2 separate regions of the Homo sapiens genome follow, and region 1 is linked to region 2. A link is a contact called in ENCODE Hi-C or POLR2A ChIA-PET data. All regions are on one chromosome and are shown on one strand. The core of a region is the stretch at or near the end of the contact, and the rest is flanking DNA. Distances in the headings are between cores, read along the strand shown. Region 1 holds the start of EPB41L2 (erythrocyte membrane protein band 4.1 like 2). Region 2 has its middle 150 kb from the start of TMEM200A.

The links. A loop is a pair of places that touch in the nucleus more often than their neighbours do. ChIA-PET counts read pairs that join two places held with the same protein, here RNA polymerase II (POLR2A). Pooled maps may share reads with other maps.
Region 1: a pooled map shows a loop between it and region 2 (6-fold over the local background). The contact joins the promoter of EPB41L2 here to the enhancer-like site in region 2. A Hi-C loop is called at or near these places in 1 of 37 single-sample maps with no recorded cell type and 8 of 50 pooled maps. POLR2A ChIA-PET finds 5 or more read pairs at or near these places in 1 of 52 experiments (activated T-cell).

What each region holds. Positions count from the first base shown.
Region 1 is chr6:131,061,456-131,065,478 of GRCh38, reverse strand. It overlaps EPB41L2 (erythrocyte membrane protein band 4.1 like 2), which reads left to right and starts at 2,234. Exons shown (of 20, transcript NM_001431.4): 1 at 2,234-2,324. It overlaps LOC105378004 (a long non-coding RNA gene), which reads right to left and starts at 2,076. Exons shown (of 3, transcript XR_942993.3): 1 at 1,863-2,076. RefSeq lists silencers at 1,998-2,337, 2,678-2,777.
Region 2 is chr6:130,512,612-130,516,822 of GRCh38, reverse strand. No RefSeq gene overlaps it. Among named protein-coding and RNA genes, the nearest start is that of TMEM200A, 150 kb to the right of the region's middle. RefSeq lists an enhancer at 2,687-2,836. Within about 2 kb of position 2,927, at least 8 of the 41 ENCODE cell types and tissues checked have a DNase peak (open chromatin) inside an H3K27ac peak, as active enhancers do.

The DNA.
Region 1 (4,023 bases), core at 985-3,484, 550 kb before region 2:
GTGGTAGCTCTCAGGACTAGTACCTATATTCTTCTCTTGTTCTCTGTGTCAGTCCTTTGCCTGTTACTACAGTGTGTCTAGCAGGAAGACCCAATCTTGTTCTACCTAGAGTGTTTTCCTGGGGATTAACATTCTGCCCTTGAACTGCAGCCTGGTAGTCCTGACAGTGCTTCCGCCTGCCTGAGTCTTTGGATGTCACCTATTCCAGGACTTTGTCCTTCTTTCTGTTCAAACCCCTCTTCTCTTCTTGTTAGACTTCCCTGGTTGTCTGGACTACCACCTGTTGTTTGCTAAATCTCTATGATGCCACTTCCATCAGTTTTCTTCACTTCCTTATAGCTTCTGGGACTTGATTTTTCTGCCCTCAGTTCCTGCTAGGTCCTCACTGAATCTGTTCCATTCCATTAAAATGCCAGGGCTATGTAAGGCTGTGTCCAAAAACAGAGTTCAATTCTTCTTTCACACAATAGCCTTTATACATTTGACAACCTTTTTATCACCTTTAATCATCTCTTTAGGCTAAATCTTGCTGGTTCCCACATTTTCAAGGTCACCCATTTATGGTTATAATTTAGCTTATCAATATTTTCTTTTGGAGGGAAAAATTTCTTCTTAAGAGGTGGCATATAGGAGTGATTCATGTACTTCAACGCAGAGTATAGTAAGCATATCCTTTCTTATGAGAAGGGCATTATATTTTATTAACTATGCCTATATTTATGTTATTTTGCACTAGCATTTTAAAGGGGGCTCCATCAGGGTGGTTCAATGTTTTATGGGCCCAAAAGCTTATATGACTTTAGGGACTCTTTAAAAAACACAAAATGAAATACAAAATTATAAAGTTAGTTTCAAGGCTTGTGAAAATGAGAGATCCCGAAGTTTGTTTCATTAGTTTCGTTGTAAATCTGCTGCATATTTCTTATTATGAGAAAATAATAGTATTTTCTCATTAAATTCCCAGGTCTCCTTTACCAGAATTGCTGTCTAATCAGATTTCTGCTCTGTTTTAGCACACCTTATAAAATTTAACTTGTATACTTAGCATATGGGATTGTGATTAAATTAATACATGTAAGGGACTTAGAACAATGCCTAGCACATAAAGCACACAATCAACCTTAACTATTATTATTTGTATTATTTACTAGAAGGACCTTGGCAAATAATTTATCTTCCCAAATCTTTTTGATGTAATGGAGCTCAAACGTGCCTGCCTTTTTCATAGGGTGATTGTGAGGATCAAATGATGATAAAATATGTGAATGTATTTTGTTAACTGGAAGGTATTGTTACTGAGGTTTCATTTGACATTGTTAATTTTGGAAAAGGTTCTGTTTAGGAAAGAAAGGGAGACGACTTTGGCTGTGGTGGAATCACTAAAGACCTCAATAAAAGTGGGAGGAGTAAAAGGGATAAGAGGTGCGTGTGAGGCAGATGCTGGAGGCAGTGAGCTGGACACGTTGTTTGACACCAGCTTGACGTGCAAACCTTCAAAAGATGAAATATATTGAATCTGAAACATATTGACCTCATTGTACAAAAGAAAAGAACCAGAAGGGTAGCGTGTGTGTGCTTGTGGCTTTCCACAATTTAGCCCCAAACTAGGTTTTTTCCAGACTCTTCTTCACCCGTGGTCATGCTCTGCAATCCAGATTCCCAGGCCTCTGCCCAGAGAAATCCTACTTACTCTGGGGAGGCCTTTCCTCCACGGGGTTTCCCCAACCCCTCCTGTCCCTCCCACAGGAAGAATAAATGGTTCCTTTTCAATGCCCTTCCTGTGAAAGCACTTTTTCCACTCTAGACTGAGGGAGACCCAGTTTTCCTTATTCTGCATCTCCAGGCTCTGCTCCAGTGTTTACCTCTAGGAAGGCGCTCAGTGAAGGTTTAGTCAGCAAATGCACTTTGAATAAATAACTTTTAAAAGTTGAGAGGACATTTAAGGCCGGGAATCGCAGTTGAGAACGCCTTGCCCAGGCGCATTAGCTGTCATCCGGGCTGCCCTGAGGGCGAAAGACGTCCTCCACCCCCGGGTCTCCGCGGCCGCGCTTGCCGAATCCCGCGGGAAAGGTCCCCCGCCCGCGCAGGGGCGGGGCCTGGGCGTCGGGGGCGGGACCGCCCGCGGGGGTTTCCGCGCCGGGGGCTCGTCCGGCGGGGTCGCGGGAGGGGCTTCCGCCGCGAGGGGGCGGGGCCGGCCCTCAGAGTCCTCTGACGGCCCCAGTCAGGGAATTTCAATTTGAAACCTAGCGGAGGGAGGAGGCAGGCGCGGCTGCCGGCGGCTGGGACTGAAGAGGGACGGGTCCCGCGGCGAGCGAGCTCCTGAGGTACGGCGTCGGGGTAAGGAGGCGTGCGGGGCTGCACGGGCCGGGCGACTGGTCAGTGTGGGGTTGCAGGGGCGGCTCAGATTTTTCCTCTGGCTGCAGCTGGGAAGCTGATTCCGGGCAGGAAGCGGTGGCGGGACGGTCCCACCGGGATGGGGGGCGGGGAGAGGGGGCCCGGCTTTGGGATTTTCTGCGGCTCCCTCTCTCCTTTCCTTCCCGGTCTCTGCCCGACCCGATTCTTGCCCGGGGGTCCGGGTCCTGTTGCTCCGGGCCGGATCCCGGCTTCGCTGCTCCCCGCGGTCCCCCTCTTCCCTCTTCCGGGGGACCGGGGCCGCGTCCCGGCGGAGCCAGGAAAGGCGGGGGCACGGGGAGGACGCCGTCCCCCCCGGGGTGCCGTGGGCTCAGGTCACGCGTCCGGGCCCCGTGGAGCAACAGCGGGAAAAATCCGGCTCCATCCCCCCCGCGGGGAGGGGGTCGGCCGCGGCGTCGCCCTTCAGGAGGAAGGTTTTAGGAGGGGAAGCGCGGGCCGGCCGCGCGCGTGGGGACTGCGGGAAGCCGGGCGAGGGCGGCGCGCCAGCCCCACGCGCGGTGCGGGTCGGGCCCGCTGTAGGCTCGCGTCCGCGCCCCCAGCTGCCGCCTGCGCCGTCTGGGAGCTGCGGAGAGGGACGCGTGTTTCGTGCTCCGATCCTTACAATTCCCACACCCAGGCCATCTCACCACAGATGGCTTGTTTTTTCTCCTCCTGCGCCTGGGGGCCGAGGGTTGGGAGCATTTTTAGGTGAGCAGCGGGGAAGGGCGAGGAGAACCTAAAGGAGCGCGACAGGGTTGAAGTCGGCGTCTGGGGACGCCATCCCCAGGCGCAGACGCTGCCCCCAGCAGCCTGAGGTCTGTGGTGGGACATCAGTTATGCTTCTCTAGATCGCTCACCTCCCCTGAGGTCAAGTTTTTTTTTTTATATATATGTATAAATAAAATGAGGTTTGGTGAGAAGAACTACTGCCTAGAGTCTATTATTTTGGGGAGGGGTCTGCGTATGGAGCCCTCCCTACGGACCCGGGTAGTCTTTCATTGAATTGCCCCATCAACACCACAGCTGCCCTTAATTTTAAGATCCCTGGGTGGATGGGAGAGAAGGTGGAATCTAGAGGAGCTGTGGCTATATTTTCGCTTTTCTGAATCACATCTTTCCCCAGTTTCTTGAACTTCTTGCCTCTGAAATGGCATGTGTGTGCCAGGCGTCTTGTTCCTCTTGTTACTGTTATTTAAGCTGTTTTAAAAAAACGACTTTCGCGGTTTTCCCCTCAGTTTTTCAGTCTTTATTTCCTCCCCCACCCTACGTTTTTATTGTTTTTTTCAACGGAATACATTATTTATCTGGTCTCTTTATAACGCTGTTGAGAATTAGCATTTCAGTTGGTGTTCTGTCAGATTTCACCTTGGACTTAGCAGTTGAGGGAAACTGAGTCAGTTTCTATGCTGCAGGGGCTAGGATTTAGAATTCTCAAGCTTTGAACAGGTTTCAGTGGGGGAACGAATAGTGCTTAATCCTATTCAGTTTCCCTTTGCAGGCTCATTGCTGTGAGAAATCACTGGGTGGCTGTTGCAGCCACTGATGGGGGCTGCATTGCAATGCAATCTTGAATTGTGATAAGGGCCAACTGGCTCCATCCGTTAGGCTGTGAGTTTGACACAACTTTTGAAG
Region 2 (4,211 bases), core at 1,678-4,177:
TTCTTCACGTGGCGGCAGGAGAGAAAGAAAGTGTAGGGGGAAGTGTCACATATTTTTAAAACATCAGAGTACGTGAGAACTCACTATCATGAGAACAGCATGGGGGAAATCCACCCGCATGATCCAATAACCTCCCACCACATCTTGCCCCCAGCATTGGAAATTACAATTCAACATGAGATTTGGGTGGGGACACAGAGCCAAACCATAACACTTTCTCACTGTATGAACATTGATGGCAAGTTTGAGTTCAGACTGCTAGACTGGCTTCTCTATTAGAACATTCACAACTCAACACCATTGCCATGAAATAAAAACAAGGATGTTGGATATGTTAAAAGGAATAAAAATCATTAAAAATTGCACAAAGTTAAAAAAAAAAAAAGCCCAACAGCTTTTTAATTCACACAGGAAGCAACACCTAGTGGTCAAGACTTCATCCTTTCAAGAAGTCACCTGGGATTAAATCCTAGCTCTGCTTTATTAACTTGATTATTTATGCAAGTTCATCTGTACCTTATTTTCTTACCTATAAAATGAAGAAGACAACCTATCTCACAGGTTTGTTGGAAGTAACAAGTGAGACAATAAAGGTTAGGTGTTTTATAGGCAATTTATAGACCTCATTTATTTTTTAATTTATAAGATTTCAACACCTTTTTGTAGGCCCTCAAAGTAGGACAAAATGGCTTTTATTTATTTATTTATTTTTGAGACAGAGTTTCATTCTGTCACCCAGCCTGGAGTGCAATAGTGCGATCTCGGCTCACTGCAACCGCTGCCCCGCTGGGTTCAAGCGATTCTCCTGCCTCAGCCTCCCAAGTAGCTGGGATTACAGGCATGCACCACCACGCCCAGCTACTTTTTGTATTTTCAGTAGAGATGGGGTTTCACCATGTTGGCTAGACTGGTCTCCAACTCCTGACCTCAAGTGATCCACTTGCCTTGGCCTCCCAAAGTGTGGGATTACAGGCGTGAGCCACCATGCCAGGCCAAAAATGGCTTTTAAATTTCAGTTGTCTTTAATACACATTGCTGGAAATTCTGTCTCATTTTTCTCTACTCATCAGTAGGAACCCTGAGTTGATACAGAGCTGGCTGTTAAAGTGGTGTTAACAGTATCGACATTGGTCTGGGCTCTGTAGCTTTAAAATAAAGAAACCAATTAGTACCTTAAGAAAATAAGATGGTCAAGAGTTTCTATATATGGTAAAATTTGTCATGGAAGTTCTAACTGGGGAATCACATTTGCTATTAATACTCTCCACCACCGCATCATAAAGATCAAAGTGCTTCCCTTCCTTGGATTGCGTAGGTGGCACTCCCACTGTCGGGTTTTATAAGACACACACTGTCAGCTGTGTGAGGTACAATGGCTATTTTCCTAGGGAAAGGAAATCTCAAGGACCAGCTGCATAAACACAAGAATGTATAGATATTTAATTCAACTTATGGCCTCCAAAACCATTAGATTCTTATAGCTGTACCTCTGTTTCATGTTACAGCTAAGTAGCTCACTCTATAGCCCATCCATGGAGACATTCTATTCTTTCTCATTAAGCACCAGGTAAGCCATCTATATTCCAATTGGAAAGCGCTTCTCTGCAGATGTTTTAAACATGATCTGCCAGGTCTGTCCTTTCCAGAGGCCCATTTGTGCCCTCTCTAGCTATAGATACCTACCCAGAGAGGTCCCCTAAAATGGAGTACTTCCTTGTTTTGTAAAAACCTTCCTCTTTTCCATCATCCTTCCTGCCCTCACTATCTCAAAATAGCAACTTTTACAAGCCAATCCATGTTAATTCATTTTTAAGGATGAGGAAACTGAACCCCAGAGCGTTTGTGAATATTGCACCACTTCTCATGGTCCCTGAGTCAGTACTCCATGCTTTTGCCACAACCCCGTACTGACTAGTTATCTGACAGTCTTTCATGAGGTCTGAAACATGTCTGAAACTTTTGCTTGTGTTAATATGAGAAGTCAACATTCACACTATAACTAGAATAAAGGGTGACTAGCCCTACGAGAGATTAAGATATTAATTATAAAACTACAGAAATCATGACAGCATGGTATTAGGGCAGGGATAAACAAATAAATAGAATTAATTAAATCAAGGAACAGAATTACATAGATATCACATTACAGAGCAGTGGGGAAATGAATCAAGAAATAGTCCTGGAAAAATTGGGTTCTATCTCAATAGGATGTATTAACTTAATAGGAGGTAAATAACTTGGAGTCCTACTCCAGCCAATGTTCACAAATGAATTCCAGGTGGACCAAAGGCAGAAATATGGAAAGTAAACATTTTATATTTATAGATGTCAGAGAATACTTCTGTTACCTTAACATGGAAAATGGGTTCTTAAAAATACCCAAATATAAAGACAAATAAATATTAAAATTTAAAACTTCTTCACAACAAAAGACAACATAGACAGCTCAAAGGCAAAGCATAAATTGGCAGAGGGTATTTTCACACATTAGGCCCCACAAAGGAGTAATTACCAGACCATAAACTCTTTAAAATTTCTAAAACTCAATATGAAATAAATGTAAGTAACCCACTAAAAATGAGCAGCAAATACCAGTGGCCAATTCAAAAAAGAAGAAAACACTAAAGGCCAATAAATGTGAAAAGTTGGTTATCCTTTCTGTTGTCAACTCCAAAACAGCCAATCCTTCAAGGTGGATCCTGAGCGACTAATTGGGCTTAAATTCAAAATGCAGCCAAGTATCCATTTGCTGACTAGAGACCACACACATATCCTGCATTCTCAGAAAAACCACAGGCTAGGGGAACTTTGGGACTCTCATAGCTATCTGTTCCTGTTTACACTGCCTCAATCAACACTGCCAGAAAGTTCCTGGACCTAACCACTAGATTCTGGCACCTGGACCTAACCACTAGACTGTAACCTGTGATAAATCTTAACATCAACCAATCAGAACAAATAATCAGCCACCCCTTATTTGCACAGCAGACAAGCGGAAACCTGGGTGACAACTTTCTCTATAAAAAGCAACTTCTGTCTTTGTTCTGGCGGAGTGTACCTCTGTTTTGTACTGAAGGCTGCATCTCCCTGGTTTGCAAACTGCTTGCTGCAACAAAGTCTCTTTAATTTAAAACATTTTTGTTTCCTTTTCAGTGGATTTGTTAACACTATTAACTAAGGAAATGAAAACTAAAATCACAATAAGATGTAATCTCACACCCTTCAGATTGCTAAAAATGTCAGTCTGACAATTCCAAGACTTGGCAGAGATGTAGATCAACAGGATCTCTTACACACTGCAAGTGGGAATCTATATTGGCATAACCAACTTTGGACAGTAGTTTGGCAATATTTAGCTAAGTTGAAGATGCATATATCTTCAACTTGGCAATTACATTCTTAATACTATACCCTGGAGAAATTGTTGCACATATGTACAAGGAAACATACACAAATGTTTATGGCAGGATTGTTTGTATGGAAAAAGTAGCAGACTACCTATAAAAGACTATTAATAGAAGATCAGGTGATTACATTGTGAATCTTCATGGACCTGAATGTTGTACAGCAATGAAAAGGAATGAATAAGCTAGAAGTAATTAAATCAACCTAAATAAATCCCCTAAACATAATGCAGAATGTAAAAAAGAGCAGTTGTCGAAATACATAATAGCATGTTATATAGGGTTTAAAGCATATAAAATAATATAATGTTTTTTGATACGTACATATGTAATTATAAAGAAATCAAAAAGAAATATACTGAAACATTAAATATTAAATTAAAGTTAATTTGGTGGGAAATGGTATGGGATCTTGGAATGTTACACAGGTGCTAGTCTCGTTAGTGCTGGTAGCACTTCTCAAACAGAATCTTGAGTATATCTGGAATGTATCATCATAACTTTTCTAATTAGAGGGAAGACATACGAGCATGAATAACTTTTACTGGGTACATCACAAGTACTTGGTAATGTGCTACCTGTTTTTACATTTATCATTTCATTCAATGCTCACAGCTGTTCCTCTTCTAATTTCATGGTTTACAAGGAAAACATTTTATTTACATTCTAATATACATTCCACATTATTAGTGGAATCAATGTACTGGACAATCAGAGTTATAGATTCCAGTGTAGCCCCTGACACTGACTAGCTCTATGGCCTGAAGCAACTTACTTAATCTCTTTGGACCTCTGCTTCCTCATTTA